Linked DNA regions of Homo sapiens: region 1 is linked to region 2. Evidence: read pairs that join two places in POLR2A ChIA-PET (ENCODE). Cell type or tissue: MCF 10A. All regions are shown on one strand.

Region 1 (4,000 bases), 130 kb before region 2:
TGTAGCTCCCATAATTCCCATGTGTTGCGGGAGGGACCTGGTGGGACATAATTGAATCATGGGGGTGGTTTCCCCCATACTGTTCTCGTGGTAGTGAATAAGTCTCACGAGATCTGATGGTTTTATAAGGGGAAACCTCTTTCCCTTTGGCTCTCATTCTCTCTTATCTGCTGCCACGTAAGACGTGCCTTTTGCCTTCCACCATGATTGTGAGGCCACCCCAGCCACATGGAAGTGTGAGTCTGTTAAACTTCTTTTTCTTTATACCCAGTCTGATAAAGACATACCCGAGACTGGGTATGTCTTTATCAGCAGTGTGAAAATGGACTAATACCATTAGGAGACACTTTGGTCCACCCAAACTTTAATAGTGCTGTATTAAGACCTTTGTTTTAACCCTATCAATGTCTGTCTTAGTCATACCTTTTTTTTTGTTTGTTTTTTTGAGATGAAGTCTCACTCTGTCACCCAGGCTGGAGTGCAATGGCATGATCTCAGCTCGCTGCAACCTCCTCCTCCCAGGTTCAAGCGATTCTTCTGCCTCAGCCTCCCAAGTAGGTGGGATTACAGGTGTGCACCACCATGCCCGGCTAATTTTTTTATTTTTAGTAGATATGGGGTTTCACCATGTCGGCCAGGCTGGTCTCAAACTCCTAACCTCAGGTGATCCACCCACCTTGTCCTCCCAAAGTGCTGAGATTACAGGCGTGAGCCACCACACCTGGCCTCATCCCATTTTTTAATAACCATTCAAGGTTTTCACCCTGCTGGGACAAGTCTGTTGACTCTTTCCCTTTCTTTTTGCTTTTTGTTTTGCCACTATCAATGTTTTCTTTATTCACTCCATTTCTTAACCATTTAAAAATTTCTACCCTCTTAGGATGAATCCCTGGACTCATCCCTCTACCTTTCATACCTATGCCTAATTCATATTTTCCTGTGAATTAGTCTAGTGTTTTAATTAGCATCAGTAAGAACCATGAGAGGAAGCAGAGAGAGCAAATTTGATAGGGCTTCTAAGACTGTTGCTCAGTTTTGCAGCAGTAAAGTTATATGCGACACCCACGCAAAAGGTGCCCATGCCTCTTAATCATAACATTGACCATGATCTTGGCAATGGGCATATTCAATGGGTGAGTGTCCCAATTACCAAAAAGCCAGTCCCACATGACTTGCATACACAGTTTATCAGGTACTTCATCAGAGTGTTGCTTTTAACATTTATAGGGGGAGTTGGACAGCCTCACTTCTCAGAGTAAACATACCTCATAGTGCCTTTTATCCAGTCCACCAGGCTGGTTGTTTCTTCAGGAATAACCTGCTGTGTGTCTGTGTCAGATATAGCCATCTGTGATTGTTCCACAGTGAGCAGTGAGTCCTCTGTCAACCCAGACATGTTCTTTCATTCTGCAGCATTCAAAACCAAAGATACTGTCTCTAAATCAGTTACTCTCAGAATCCACTTAAGTAAGGGTTTTTCAGGAAGCTGATGATATTGATCTACAAATGCGACAACTCTTCCACACTATCCCCCCTGGTTTCAATAGTTTATTGGTTGTACCTTCCCCCTACACACACCAACTTCTTGGTGACCAGAGGTCTTAGAGGTACCCTTTGTTGTCTCCACATAATTCTACCCTTTGAGGGCAGCTTCAAGGCTAGTGGCCAAAGTTCAGACTGACCAAAATCTGAGTTTGGTTTAGCATCAAAGTCCATCCAGCACTCTTTTAATTTCACTTTAGCTATTACAGATATAACAAAAACCAAGGAGTTATATGTTCTGCACTTTTCCTATTCATTTACATTTCCTTACGCATCCAATGAACCAATTCCTCAGCAGTTAGATCCACCTCCAAATTCCATTTGTAACTAAATTTAGTCACTGATAACAGCACAGCTGTCATGCTGGTCCATATCATGGGTGACTACATGACCACCCAGGAATCAAAAGTTCTGTATCTCCCACCCTTTCATCCTTTCTCTTCCCAAACCACTTTTCCATTAGCTAGGACCATTCTAGTGAATCCTAAATTTTCTGACACTAAATAATCAGGGTCTTTCTAATCCCACTTCTGACACCAATATGAGCTGTTTTGACTCACAACAGTTCTGAAACCAAATGTGTGGTGTTTTTGTTTTTATGCCTCACAACCATTCTCTAACTCTTCAATCACCAACTGTGTGTCCTACAATTCAATTCAACTCTGACACTAATTACCCAGAGTTAGTGTCAGACTACACTGGTTTAAGGGCTCAGTCCCACAAGACTGCCCTCACTTCAGATGCCAGTCACAAGTTATTCAGGTTCCCAGGTTAACCATACTTCTGTCTGACTTGGCTACAAAGTCAAGGGCTTCCCACAACACCTCCTCCCTTATTTTATGTTCATTAATTTGCTAGAATAGCTCACAAAACTCTAAAACACACTTTACTTTCTATTACTGGTTTATTATAAAAAAGACAAATGAATAGGCCAATGAAGAGGGTGAACATAGGGTAAAGTCCGGAAGGATCCTGAGAGAAGCTTCTGTTCCCATGGAGTTGTGGTATGCCACACTCCTGGCATGTGGATGTATTCACCAACTCAGAAGCTCTCTGAATGCTATTGGTCAGGGGGTTTTATGGCAATTCCATTACATAAGCACAATTGATTAATTCACCATTGAAATTGACTCAATCTCTAGGATCTCTTTCTTTCCAGAGGTTGGGGATGGGGCTGAAAGTTCTAAGCTCCTAATCAAGTCTTAGTCTTTCTGAAGACCTGCCCCCATCCTGAAGCTATCTAGGGTACCACTAAGAATTGTCTCACTACAGCCGGGCGCGGTGGCTCACGCCTGTAATGCCAGCACTTTGGGAGGCCGAGGCGGGTAGATCACAAGGTCAGGAGATTGAGACCATCCTGGCTAACATGGTGAAACCCCGTCTCTACTAAAAATACAAAAAATTAGCCAGGCTTGGTGGCGGGCACCTGTAGTCCCAGCTACTCGGGAGGCTGAGGCAGGAGAATGGCGTGAACCTGGGAGGCGGAGCTTGCAGTGAGCCGAGATCGCACCACTTCACTCCAGCCTGGGTGACAGAGCGAGACTGTGTCTCAAAAAAAAAAAAAAAATTGTCTCACTAAAACAAAAGAGCCTCCTATCACCCTTGATATGAAATTCCAGAATTTTCTGTGATACCACATGGCCATTGCTTGTTTTGCTATATGTTAATGTCTTTCATAATAACTTCTGAGCTCTGTATATATTGGGGTATTAGCTCCTTGTCATATATTAAAAATATTTTTACTCTAGTTGTCCATTAACTTTATTTTTCATGACCCTTGCTGTACAAAAGCAGATTGTTTTCATCTTTAAGTGAATAAAACTATTACTGGTTTATTGTAAAAAGTAATATTAATTTTTATTTAAATCTTTCATCTAGCTAGAATTTTTTTTTTTTTTTTTTTGAGACTGAGTCTCGCTCTGTCACCCAGGCTGGAGTACAATAGCGCAATCTCGGCTCACTACAACCTCCGCCTCCCGGGTTCAAGCGATTCTCCTGTCTCAGCCTCCTAAGTAGCTGGGATTACAGGCATGCGCCACCACGCCTGGCTAATTTTTGCATTTTTAGTAGAGACAGGGTTTCACCACGTTGGTCTGGCTGGTCCCAAACTCCTGACCTCGTGATCCACCCGCCTCGGCCTCCCGAAGTGCTGGGATTATAGGCGTGAGCCACCACGCCGGGCAGAATTGTTTAATAAGATATACAGGCCAAGCATGGTGGCTCATGTGTGTAATCCCAGCACTTTGGGAGTCCAAGGTGGGCTGATCACTTGAGCCCAGGAGTTCAGGATGAGCCTGTGCAACATGGCAAAACCCCATCTCTATAATAAATACAAAAATTAGCCGGGCGTGGTGGTGCATGCCTGTAGTCCCAGCTACTTGGGAGGCCGAGGTGGGATCACCCGCGCCCAGGAGGCACAGGGTTCAGTAAGCCAAGATCGTGCCACTGCACTCCAGGC
Region 2 (4,000 bases):
TACCTGACTCTGGTTTACTCTCAAATGAGCTTTGTCTAGTCACGCCAGGAATGCTTTGTTGTAAGACACCCCACCCTTCTTTGGGAGATGTGCATTCTGCAACTCTTCAATTCCACTTCTTTTTGCTGTCAGTATCTATATCCACAATGATGTATGTCCTGGAATGTCAGAGCTTATTACACCTAAAAATCAGAATGGGAAATTCCCCATAATCAGCACCGCCATTTGTGAAGCAGACACATTGATGGGGGCACTCTGCTGAGCACAATCTCAACACCCCTACGACAACAGGGCTTCTCTTACTATATCACCCCATTTTACACACTAAGGACTGAGGCTAAAGAGAGGAAATAACTTCCCCCCACGATCACTCAGTGACTAAAGACAATCAAGTTCAAACCCAGAGCTCCATCTGAACCCATGTTCTTACCCAATGAACCATGCTGATATGACGCAGAAAGAGGGTTATCAGCTATGACCTTATGATATAAAAGTAACAATGACAATAGCAAGCACCCACATTCTACAAAAAACAACTATGACATACCATCAGCAGTTTATCTTTGCTCACCCACAGCGGACATTACTCAGACATGGTGGAGGGGGCCCTGAGGCTGGGACCCAATTTCAGCCCAAGGAAGCTCTATCCAGAAGGCATGGTGGCAGAATCAGGGTCCCATCCCAGCCATAGCACCCTGCCAGAGCCTCTTACCTAGATGGCCTATTCTACTGTACCACTGTGTTGTGGAATGAGAGAACCTGAGCATGTCGCATAGAACCTCTTCAAAAACCAATTTGAAAAACACAATCACAAAAGCAAATGGAAAGGTTTTCCAGCCAGGGCAGATGACTCACTCATCAAATCAAAAGAAACTCACTGAGGATAAACATACCTTGAGCTTGCTTCGCTCTTTTCCGGAGAGGTGCGCCCTGCAGGGACAGAAGTAGCCAAGAAAGAAGGGCTCTCCTGGAGAGACAGTTGTTGCTTGTGACCTCCCTCAGCAAAGCTTTCCACACCTTCCTTTCCCCCGTTTCCTTCCTCCCATGCCTGAGTGAGTTCCCTCAACTTCTCTCCCATGTCCAGGGTGTCACTTCCTATCCAAACAGTGAGCAGCAGCTAAGCCACTCTGCCAGCTCTCTCCATCTGGGTCTGAGCATCCAGCACTGAGCTTCCCTGGGAATGTCGCCTCATTCACCAGTTTCTCCAGCCCCACCAGCAAGCCTCACCCAGAAGCAGTCATTTCCATGCCTAAGCCACTTACACACTGCATAACCATGGGTCCGAAGCTGGCTCGCTCCCTGCATTTCTAACATGGGGATGAAAACAGTCCCCACCACCTAGAGTTGTTGGGAGGGTTATGAGTTAATAATCTATAAATTCCTGGCACATGGTAAGCATTGGTTATGTGTTTGCTATCACCGCCATTATTATCCTTGCTACTTCACGGAATACTGCAGGAAACCCAAGGAAACACAATGACTGCTAAATACCACAGCTGTAAAAATGTTTTCCCAACAAGCCAATTGTTACAGAGCAGAGAATTTTTAAAGTTAAGGCTGTTCATCACTAAGAGAAAAAATATGAAACCAAAACATGCAACTACAGGTCCCACTGACTGGAAACCGCAACAGGGTGCCCAGTGGGTTTCAGATATGTGACCACTCCAGTGAATCAGTACAACCAAGTGGATTCTAGTGTATAACGCAATCACTTCTCCAGAGCCAAGAAGCTGAATCAGAGGGGAGAAAGAATGAAAACAGGTATGAACTAGTATCAGCTGTTAAAGAGTTGTATAATCCCAACTGATGTAACCAAATGTTAATTACTAACAGGGAAAAACAAAGCTTCTAAACAGACATGGTCGTGCTGCTCATTAAAGGTATACTGCGGCCACACATGCACGTACATGCACCACAAACCCATTACAATTGTTCTTTCTTCTCTCTGTCCCCTGCCTTGTAAAGACACACAACACACACATACCCCACACTACTTAAGTGGACACTTGGAACAACTTATGTTGTACTAAGTAGCTCTCAGTGATATTACAAAGAAAAAGAACCTGTCTAATGCTAACACAGTAACTTTACTGTTGTAAAAATAATTTGTTAGCATACTATCATTCCTGTTACCATCGGTGACCTCAAAACAAGATTTGTTCAGCTGCTTGCATCCGTGCTGAGCAAGCCTGGGCCTCTAGAGATGAGATACTGCATGTGGGGATGGCTCTTCCCCTGTCTGCAACCCTGTAGGGTGTAAGCACACTAAGGAACAAGAGGGCAAAAGTCAGGTGCTTCAGTTTTCAAGTGGGACTCTTAGCTCTTAAAAACTGCAAGACTTAACTATGTACAATTTCTAACAAATTTGTATCTAATAAATACAGCAAATACTGTACAGAGTAAACCTAATTCAAGAGACTCCTTTTGCTCTTCTGATTTATGTTTCAGAATGCTAAGGATTTCAAACCTCCCTAGGAATAAACACCATTTACTAAAATTGTTGTACATAAGCAAAGAAATCCACAGAAAAATACATGCGTACTTCTTCTTCAATTAGATTATAAAAGGGCAGAAACCAACAAAGTTTTATATATTATTTGCACCCCAAATCCCTTTGCACTATAATTAGCACTGACTCTGAACTCAGCAGTGTCACTCTAGGGAAACTTTCATTGGAAATAAAAGCAATGAATCTTAAAAATTCTGTATAAGGATGCTGCATTCAACGTCATTTGTAGTAGAGGGTGGCAATTTGTAACAACCTGAGTATCCATAATACATAGTTCAAGTACATTTTGGCATATCTACATTATTTAGGCTATTCTGCAGTTATTAAAAATGAGTTCAATCTATATTAGCTCTGAACAATGCTCATGATGTGTTACTAAGTAGGAAAAGTTGCAGAGTAATATATAAGGCAAAACCAAAGCAAATAAACCAGTTACCTTGTGTATGTTTAGGTTTATATGAGCTTGGAGAAAACCAGGGAGTATTTCCATACTCAGAGATATAAGAGGAGGAACAGAGAAGAAACATCTACTTTCTCTTACACAATCTTTGGATTATCACCATTGTATTTGGAAAAAAAACAAAAAACAAAAAAACCTTAATCACCTAACATATGTCCCTCCTAAATACTATATGTAAGAAAATTTGGAAGAAGGGTTCCTTCAGTAGAACACTCATGATTCATTGATCGTTTCAGCTATAATAGCCTTTAAATGATTACTATGTGCCAGGAAGTGTGCTAAAGACTTTTACGTGTATTTTCTCATTTATCTTCACACGTCCAATTTACAGATAAGGAAACTGAGGCTACATAACCTGGCCAAAGTTCCAGAGCTAGCAGGTGGCAAAGGCTGGCTCCAAAGCTCAATCTTTCACCATTAGGTTATACCATAAGATGTACATTTACATAATAAAATAAGTAACAATAGTCAATTATTTATTAATAAATACTATTTAGAGCACTCTCCCATTATCACATGGCTTTCAGCACCATATACAATCATACATTGACTAAATACAAAATGTACAAAATAGTACATTTTGCTTAAAAAAAAAAAAGGATCAAGCATTCCTTTTTAAAATCAGAATTTTTTGGTCTGGCACAGTGGCTCATGCCTGTAATCTTGGCACTTTGGGAGATCGAGGTGGAATGATCACTAGAGTCCAGGAGTTTGTGACCAGCCTGGTCAACAAAGCAAGACCCACATCTCTACAAAAAATTTAAAAATTAACTGAATGTGGTGGTGCATGCATGTAGTCTCAGCTACTCAGGAGGCTGAGGCAGGAGGATTGCTTGAGCCTAGGAGTTCAAGGCTGCAGTGAGCTATTGCATCACTGCCCTCCAACTGGGGCAACAGAGCAAAACCCTGTCTTTTTTTTTTTTTTTTGAGATGGAGTCTCGCTCTGTCGCCCAGGCTGGAGTGCAATGGCGTGATCTTGGCTCACTGCAACCTCTGCCTCCCAGGTTCAAACGATTCTCCTGCCTCAGTCT

What was found. Peaks named below come from ENCODE experiments on the same cell type or tissue, not always from the same donor. Only the 100,000 strongest peaks of a DNase experiment are listed, where the experiment ranks them.
Region 1: POLR2A ChIA-PET joins it to region 2 with 7 read pairs; 7 of 35 experiments call an interaction of 5 or more read pairs at or near these places.

Annotation. Positions count from the first base shown.
Region 1 is chr1:214,343,004-214,347,003 of GRCh38, forward strand. No RefSeq gene overlaps it. Among named protein-coding and RNA genes, the nearest start is that of SMYD2, 64 kb to the left of the region's middle. RefSeq lists an enhancer at 1-30. In MCF 10A, no CTCF peak of the experiment used is centred here; no DNase peak of the experiment used is centred here.
Region 2 is chr1:214,475,462-214,479,461 of GRCh38, forward strand. The region is part of intron 1 of PTPN14 (protein tyrosine phosphatase non-receptor type 14); the gene reads right to left. Among named protein-coding and RNA genes, the nearest start is that of PTPN14, 74 kb to the right of the region's middle. In MCF 10A, no CTCF peak of the experiment used is centred here; DNase peaks (open chromatin) are centred at 910, 1,700 and 2,180.